2 separate regions of the Homo sapiens genome follow, and region 1 is linked to region 2. Evidence: read pairs that join two places in POLR2A ChIA-PET (ENCODE). Cell type or tissue: GM12878. All regions are shown on one strand. Links, peaks and the distances in the headings refer to the core of each region. The heading gives the core; the rest is flanking DNA.

Region 1 (4,396 bases), core at 192-4,191, 74 kb before region 2:
TGAGCCCGGGAGGCAGAGGTTGCAGTGAGCCAAGATTGCACCATTGCACTCCAGCCTGGGTGATAGAACGAGACTCCATTTCAAAAAAAGAAAACAAAGATGAAGGGAAAGAGCAGGCAGGCAGTAGGGAAAGACAAGAGAAGAAAAAAAGTGAAGGAGGGGTGTGAAAAGAGGCAAGTGGTTACATTCTTTTGCAGCTTTAATCAACATTCTTTGAATCCACATGTTACTGTGGGTAGATAAATAGTCAATTATGCATTCATCTCAGGCTCAGTGAATCTGCATTAATATGCATTTGTCTCAGGTAGGTGGAGGGATGACTTCTGGTCCTGTCTTTGTCCCCTACTTGCTAAGATAAGCTATTAACTTACATTGTCAGGGAGAAATTCAACAGAACTGCTTTAGGGTAAGGATCTTAGGGCCTGCAAGGAATTTCCTTGTGGGCAAATTGTGAGAGAGCACCCCTGGGGAGGGATGTGGGCTTTTATCTTTGTAGGAACAAAAATAGGCAGTTTTGTGTGACTCAGTTCCCAAGCTTGACATTTCCCTTTGGCTTAGTGAGTTTGGGGTCCCAAGATTTTATTTTCCTTTCACAGACATAAAACCTGTTGAAACATTCCAACTTTCTTAATTCTATCAACCCTTGCATCTTTATGTTCTGGTCCCAGGCACCTTTTCTTGTCCAATCCCAGACCATTTTACCCTTCCTGGTGAAAAAGGCTTTGAGTCCCCAGCAGGGGTGCTGAACCAAGGAACCCTGGCTCCTTTCATCAATCTTATCTTGATGAACATTGTCGCAGGCAATTCTTCAGCTCTCTCATTGTAATCTCTGCCCTCATATTTTTTCATAAATCTCTCCAATCTAGGGTAAATATGGCACTGATTTGGGGCCCTTGGAGGACAAATGTTAGAGGACCAGCTGGGGCTCTCTTTGGTTTCCCAACTTTCTTTTTTTTTTCTTAAAACCCTCATACAAACACCCAACTTTCAATAGTGTTGTATTAAGACCTTTATTTTAGTGCCAATTTCCATTTTATTCATTTCATTTCTTTCTTTCTTTCTTTTTTTTTTTTTTTTTAATTTTGAGGTGGAATCTCACTTTGTCACCTAGGCTGGAGTGCCATGTGATCTTGGCTCACTGCAACCTCCACCTCCCAGGTTCAAGTAATTCTCTGCCTCAGCCTCCCGAGTAGCTGGGATTACAAGTGCCCACCACCACACCCAGCTAATTTTTTTTTTTTTTATGAGATGCAGTTTTGCTCTTGTTGCCCAGGCTGGAGTGCAGTGGCGCAATCTCAGCTCACTGCAGCCTCTACCTCCTGGGTTCAAGCAAGTCTTCTGCCTCAGCCTCCCGAGTAGCTAGGATTACAGGCATGCACCACCACACCTGGCTAATTTTGCATTTTTAGTAGAGATGGGGTTTCTCCATGTTTGTCAAGGCTGGTCTCACACTCCTGACCTGAGTTGATCCACCTGCCTCGGCCTCCAAATGTGTTGGGATTATAGCGGTGAGCCACCGTGCCTAGCCTTCGTTTCATTTCTTAATAACCATCTAAAGATTTCCACCCTGCTGTGATGGGTTCCATGATTTGCCCTTTCTTTTTTCTCTTAGTTTCAACCCATCAATGATTTTTAAGTTTTACCTTACTTTGTAAATAACTGCTTAAAAATCCCCACCTTTTTGGGATGAGTCCTTTGACTCCCCCTTTTGCCCTCACCATTTTTTTTTTTTTTTTTTGGAGACAGAGTCTCACTCTGTTGCTCAAGCTGGAGTGCAGTGGTGTGATCTTGGCTTGCTGCAACCTTCATCTCCTGGGCTCAAGGAATTCTTGTGCCCCAGCCTCCTGAGTAGCTGTGATTACAAGTGTGCACCACCACACCCAGCTAATTTTTTGTATTTTTAGTAGACACAGGGTTTCACTATGTTGCCCAGGCAGGTCTCAAACTCCTAACCATAAGTGATCTGCCTGCCTCGGCCTCCCATAGTGCTGGGATTACAAATGTGAGCCACCATGATCCTGGATGCCTTCACCATTTTCTTGTTAATTAGCCTAATGTGTTTACTAGCATCTGTAAGACTCTTGAGGAGAAGTTGAGACAGCAGATTTGATAAGACCTCCTGAACTGTCTTTTGGTTTTGCAGCAATGTTACTGGAAAGGGGTCCTCATCCAGACCCTGAGAAAGGATTCTTGGATCTCGTGCAAGAAAGAATTAGGGGTGAGTCTATAAAGTGAAAGCATGTTTATTAAGAAAGGAAAGGAATCAAGAATGGCTACTCCATAGACAGAACAGCCCTGAAGGCTGCTGGTTACCCATTTTTATGGTTATTTCTTGATTATATGCTAAACAAGGGGCAAATTATTCATGCCTCCCCTTTTTAGACCATATGGAGTACCTTCCTGACATTGCTTGGAATAAGATATCTCTAACATTTTTTTATTTTCAGTGGTTTATTTAGTTCCAATAGTGACACAATCCAAAAGCTTCTTTCAAGCCTAGGTGGGAATTTTCCACGTTTTTTACCATGTAAGCAAAAGATATTCCTAAAAAGGGTATAGAGGAGGCATCTTCATGATCCCCCAAAATTCACTCTTATAAATAGACTTAAGATACCAAAAGATGGCCAGGCACGGTGGCTCACGCCTGTAATCCCAGCACTCTGGGAGGCTGAGGTGGGCGGGTCACCTGAGGTCAGGAGTTTGAGACCAGACTGACCAACATGGAGAAACCCCGTCTCTAATAAACTACAAAATTAGCTGGGCATGGTGGCACATGCCTGTAATCCCAGCTACTCGGGAGGCTGAGGAGGGGTATCACTTGAACCTGGGAGGTGGTGGTTGTGGTGAGCCGAGGTCACGCCATTGCACTCCAGCCTGAGCAACGAGAGCAAAACTCCGTCTCAAAAAAAAATAAAAATAAAACATAAAAAATAAAAAAAAGATAGCAAAAGATGACAAAAGCCCTGTAGGAATGGGACCTTTTAAGACAAAACTCCCATAAGAGCCTGATACGTTCAGAGTGAAAAGTGAGCTTTTTAAAATATTATGTGTCTTGGACCCTCAGAAAATCAGATGAGGACCCGAAAAATCACATTTTCTGGATGGCAGAGACTAAGAGTATCCCCCCTTAGTCACAAAGTGAAGCTCTCAAGGACACGAAACAGGAAGAGTGGGAAACTTCATCTGGTTTTTGTTTCAGGGACCCACAGTAAAGTTTGTCTTAACAGACATTGGTCCGGTCAGAACCACAAAAGACTGACCAGGCTGCAGTGCCGTTTTCACAGCAGGCTTACAGGGGCTTACAAGAGTTCTAGGCTCGTATTCTACCCTATGGTACCCCCTTTTATTGTTACTGAAACCCTAGAGGTTTAGGCTAGGTCCCGCTTCTCACTGCACAGAAAGCTGCTCACTGAGACAGCCAGTATTGCTAGGCTTTAATTGGGTGCTGCAGCAGAGGAGATGGGAGATCAGTCTCAAATCTGTCTCCTCACTCACTAAAGATAGGAGTTTATACAGCAGAAATGTAACAACATGCAGGAAAACAGGAATTAGGAAGGGGTAGGAAAGGGACCTTGGTCAACAGGCAGCAGGTGGTGGGTCAGTCAATCATAAAGGGAGAGAGGTATGACATTTCATTATTCAGGTGTGGTGATCCGATGAGTTTCAATTCTTTGATTCTATCTGGGAGACCTGATGGCTGATTTCTTGAGAAAGGAACTCAGATAAGATGAATGTAACTTTCTCAAGTTTCAAGATTGGAAAGGTAAATTTCTATGTTTCTTCAAAAGAAACTGTAAACATCTATGAGATGGTGAACTGTAAAGTTCTGTGGAATAATTGGGTCAGTTTCATTCTGACAGAAGGACACAGAAAGAAGAAGCAAAGTGGCAACAAAAAAGGATATTAGAGGAAAAGGGATCAAATGATGTGAATACTCATAACACAAAATACCAGAGTTACAGCAGAGTCACCACAGTGCAAGACTAGTTACACAAATCCTTTTTTCCCATAATCAAAACTTTGCAGATGAGGTTGGACATGGTGGTTCACACCTGCAATCCCAGCACTTTGGGAGGCTGAGGCAGGAGAATCACTTGAGCCCAGGAGTTTGAGATCAGGCTTGGCAACATGTCAAAACTCCATCTCTACAAAAAATACTAAAAATGTTACCTAGGCATGGTGGTGCATGTCTGCAGTCCCAGCAACTTGGGGGTGCTGAGGTGGAAGGATCACTTGAGCCCTGGAGGTCGGGGCTGCAGTGAGCTGTGTTTGTGCCACTGCACTCCAGCCTGGGTGATGAAGTGAGATCCTATCTAAAACAAAAACAAAAACAAAAACAAAACAAAAAAAGAACCTTGGAGATGAGACAGTGATTTTTACCATCCACCCAGCTGGA
Region 2 (4,396 bases), core at 70-4,069:
CATGTTGAAAGAAAATATTACATTTGATCTTTTTAAAAAATGATTTTCGCAGACATGATGCATGTCTGCATTCTTTAGCCTTACAACCTCTTTATATTTGGGAGGGGAAAGAAAACCTCCCTGCAGGAAGTAGCACTTCACAGTTAATTTACAGTACGTCGGAGAAGTAATGACAACACATGAAAAGTCATTTGAAAAACATGACTATGATTTATTTTATTAGCTAGCTCATAAGCCTGTACTGGTTTGCAGGTTGTTATGCATTGAGTTATGACTTCAAGCTTTGCATTTCATGTGTATTTCTCTAAGGATGTTTATTCTTCTGGATGAAAATATGCTTAAGGATGGTGGCAGCCATCCACGGGGGGTGGTGTAATACCTTCACATGCAGTCTCATTTCTAAGCTACATGCTTTTCCAGAGCAGGACATCATATAGCCAGCAAATGAGAATCATCTGATTAAACTGAGGCCCAGAGAGCAGGGATAACGTGACTGAGGCCATGCAGTGAATGGTGACTGGGTACCCTAAATCTGTTGTCATCATACTGTACCAGCTGGTTCCTCTGTGCATTTTCACTTCCAGGAACAGAGCATAGCATCAATGACACGGTTCTGAGGCTTTTAAATCCATACTACCCGCTATTAATATGCCTTCCTCCATGTTCCAGGGGTGTATGTGCACATGCCCAAAGGAAATGACACAGTCCAGGGACTGAGGATGGCAGAGCTCATAGGAAGTACCACCTCATATCTGCTATGCTGGGATAATTCTGGAACAGTCACATACCAAGAGCCACTTTGATGTTATAGAAAACTCTATACCAGGAGTTGGCAAACTATGGCCAGTTTCTATTTTTGTAAATAATTTTTTTTTTTCCTAAGCCGGGTATGGTTGCTCACGCCTGTAATCCCAGCACTTTGGGAGGCTGAGCTGGGTGGATCACTTGAGGTCAGAAGTTCGAGACCAGCCTGGCCAAAATGGCAAAACCCCATTTCTACTAAAAATACAAAAATTAGCTGGTTGTGGTGATGCATGCCTGTAATTCCAGCTACTCAGGAAGCTGAGGCAGAAAGAATGAACCTGGGAGGCAGAGGTTGCAGTGAGCCGAGATGATGCCACTGCACTCCAGCCTGGGTGACAGAGTGAGACTCTGTTTGAAAGAAATTTTTTTTTTCTAAATGCAAACTTTATTATGACAAAATATGTATAACATAAAATTTACTATTTTAACCATTTTAAATTGTACAATTCAGTGGCATTGAGTATATTCACACTTTGTATAACCATCCCCACTATCTAATTTCAAAACTTTTTCAGCACCCCAAATAGGAACTCTGTACCGTGAATCGGTAACTTTCCATTTCCCACTTTCCTGAGCTTCTAGTAACTTCTACTTTCTATCTCTATGAATTTGCCTGTTCTAGGTACTTCATGTAAGTGCAGTCATACGATCTTTTTACTTTTGTGTCTGGCTTATTTTACTTAGCATCATGCGTTCAGGGTTCACCCACGTTGTAGCACGTGTCAGAATTTCATTCCTTTTTAAGGCTGTATACTATTCCTTTGCATGTACGTGTATCTACACATTTCGTTTGTCCATTCATCTATTGATGAACACCTGGGTTATTTCCACCTCTTGGCTATTGTGAGAATAACATTCATATACAAGTATCTGTTTGAGTCCCTGCTTTACATTTTTTTGGGTATAGAGCGAAGCATGTGTAAATAAAGATTTTCACGTGTATTTGTTTGGCAGTTGCATATGGTTGGTTTCACTTCCCAACAGCAGAGCTGAGGAGGTGTGACAGAGACTACTCCGGTTTGTGGTTCACAAAGCTGAAAATACTTACTATCAAGCCCTTTACAGAAAAGTTTGCTGGCCTCTGCTAGAGCTGATACAGTACGTGCCCTGTTCGATGGCTCTGTTGGAGAGTGCCTCTCTCCATCACTGGCTTTGAACAAGGCCTACCTGTTTGCCTGGTACTTGGTACCCACAGAGTGATAGCATCAGGCATGCTCCAACCACCAGCAAGTTTGCTCGCCCCCTGGGGTCTGCCGTCCTCCCAGGGGTTTGCTGACGGCCATGAGATGCTGCTTTTTGGCTCTCCTAGAACCTGGAGCAAATCTTCTCTATACTGGGGCAGCATTTCTTTCCCTGCCTCGACCCACAGGTGTTAGTTTCCCAGGGCTGCCGTTACAAAGTTCCACAAGCTCGGTGGCTTAAAACAACAGACATTTATTCTTGCACAGTCCTGGAGGCTGGAAGTCTGAAATCATGGTGTGAGCAGGGCTGTGCTTGCTCTAAAGGCTCTCAGGGAGAATCTGTTCCCTGCCTTTCTCCCAGCTTTTGGTGGCGGCCGGCCATCCGTAGGGCTCCCTGGCTTGCTGCTGCGTCACTCCCATCTCTGCCTATGTGGTCACATCACCTTCTCCCATGTCTCTTTCTGTATCTGTTTCTCCTTTTGTCTTATAAGGTTCATTGCATTCAGGGCTCACACAACTAATGTAGGATAATCTCAACTTGAGATCCTTCTCTTCATGACATCTGCAAAGATATGATTTCCAAGCAAGGCCGCATTCACAGGTACTGGGACTTAGGGATTGGGCATGTCTTTTTTTGGGGGAAGGGGACACCATTCAACCCACTGCAACAGATAATGGATGACATTCAAATCCAAACGGCATAGATGTATATATATAGCTAATAAAATGACACATCCCATGAGTGGACTCCGATTTTGAGAAAATATAAGATTTTTTTGTTTTGTTTTGTTTTTAAAGAAACAGAGTCTTGCTCTGTCACCCAGGCTGGAGTGCAGTGGTGCAGTGATAGCTTACTGCAGCCTTGACCTCCTGGGCTCAACTGATCCTCCCACCTCAGCCTCCTGAGTAGAGCTTGGGGTTACAGGCTCATGCTCCTGCACCCAGCTGATTTTGAGAAAATATCAAAAATCTGGTAGGGAAGTAAGGCAAATAACGCTGCTTTTATTTTCCCCAGGGACATTGATAAACACATTCATCCACATGAGTAAAGCAGCCATGTAAAGGTCTCCAAAAACTAGTCACTGAAAATCATTTAAAATGTATTTTATTTTTTAGTTTTTTTTGGAGACAGTCTCATTCTGTCACCCAGGCTGGAGTGCAGTGGTGCAATCTCAGCTCCTTGCAACCTCCACCTCCTGGATTCAAGAGATTCTTTTGCCTCAGCTTCCTGAGTAGCTGAGATTACAGGCGCTCACCACCACACCTGGCTAATTTTTGTATTTTTAGTAGAGATGGGGTTTTGCCATGTTGGCCAGGCTGGTCTTGAACTCCTCACCTCAAGTGATCCACCCACTTTGGCCTCCCAAAGTGCTGGGATTACAGGTGTGAGCCAATATGGCCGGTCTAAAAATGTGTTTTAAGGACTAGATTATTTTTTTAAAGAGTATTGATTTTTTTCTTTTTCTGTATTCCACAGATAATTAAGCAAACAGGCCAAGGGTAGTGATGGCTCACACCTGTAATCCCAGCACTTTGGGAGGGTGAGGCAGGAGGATCACTTGAGGCCAGGAGTTTGAGACCAGCCTGCTCAACACAGCAAGACCCCGTCTCCACAAAAAAAAAAAAAAAAAAAAAAAAAAAATTAGCTGGGTGTGCTGGCACATAGCTGTAGTCCCAACTATTCTGGAGGCTGAGGCAGGAGGATTGCTTGAGCCCAGGAGGTTGAGGCTACAGTGAGCTAGGATCGCATCACTGCACTCTAGTCTGGGCTACAGAGTGAGAACCTGTCTCAAAAATACAACAAATAAAATAAATAAGATAATTAAGCAAGCGAGTACCACAATAAACACATTTAAATAAACACATTTTTGTTAAAAATCACAGTAAATGGAATTCACACATTTTTGGCTATGTAAGAAGAGTTCCAGTAGAGTAGCCTTGATTCTCGTAAGGGCTGCTAGTGGCTTCCTCTGCTGATGAGGAACACAGGACAAATCCAGGACATCTGATTTTTCTTGTGGTACGTGCATGAAAGCTAATCTGAATGACAATACTGGAAAAAAGCAAAGAAGAGTTCATACAGCCTGATGGCAGGTTTCTCCTCTTTGCTTGGAGAGAGGCAGGGTGGCATATTCGTTCATCAGCAGTGCAGGGGTTACTCACGTGTGTTTAGCCTTGACATCTTTCATGTTAAAAATCTATCTCAGGGCCAGGCACGGTGGCTCACGCCTATAATCTCAGCACTTTGGGAGGCTGAGGGGGGTAGATAGCTTGAGGTCAGGACTTCAAGACCAGCCTGGCCACCATGGTGAAACCCCATCTCTACCAAAAATACAAAATAAAAATTAGCCAGGTGTGGTGGCGGGCATCTATAATCCCAGCTACTCAGAAGGCTGAGGCAGGAGAATCAC

What was found. Peaks named below come from ENCODE experiments on the same cell type or tissue, not always from the same donor. Only the 100,000 strongest peaks of a DNase experiment are listed, where the experiment ranks them.
Region 1: POLR2A ChIA-PET joins it to region 2 with 5 read pairs; 5 of 35 experiments call an interaction of 5 or more read pairs at or near these places.

The regions. Positions count from the first base shown.
Region 1 is chr21:36,093,047-36,097,442 of GRCh38, reverse strand. The region is part of intron 2 of CBR1-AS1 (CBR1 antisense RNA 1); the gene reads left to right. Among named protein-coding and RNA genes, the nearest start is that of CBR1, 25 kb to the right of the region's middle. In GM12878, for the core only: no CTCF peak of the experiment used is centred there; no DNase peak of the experiment used is centred there.
Region 2 is chr21:36,018,814-36,023,209 of GRCh38, reverse strand. No RefSeq gene overlaps it. Among named protein-coding and RNA genes, the nearest start is that of LINC01436, 16 kb to the right of the region's middle. In GM12878, for the core only: no CTCF peak of the experiment used is centred there; a DNase peak (open chromatin) is centred at 1,729.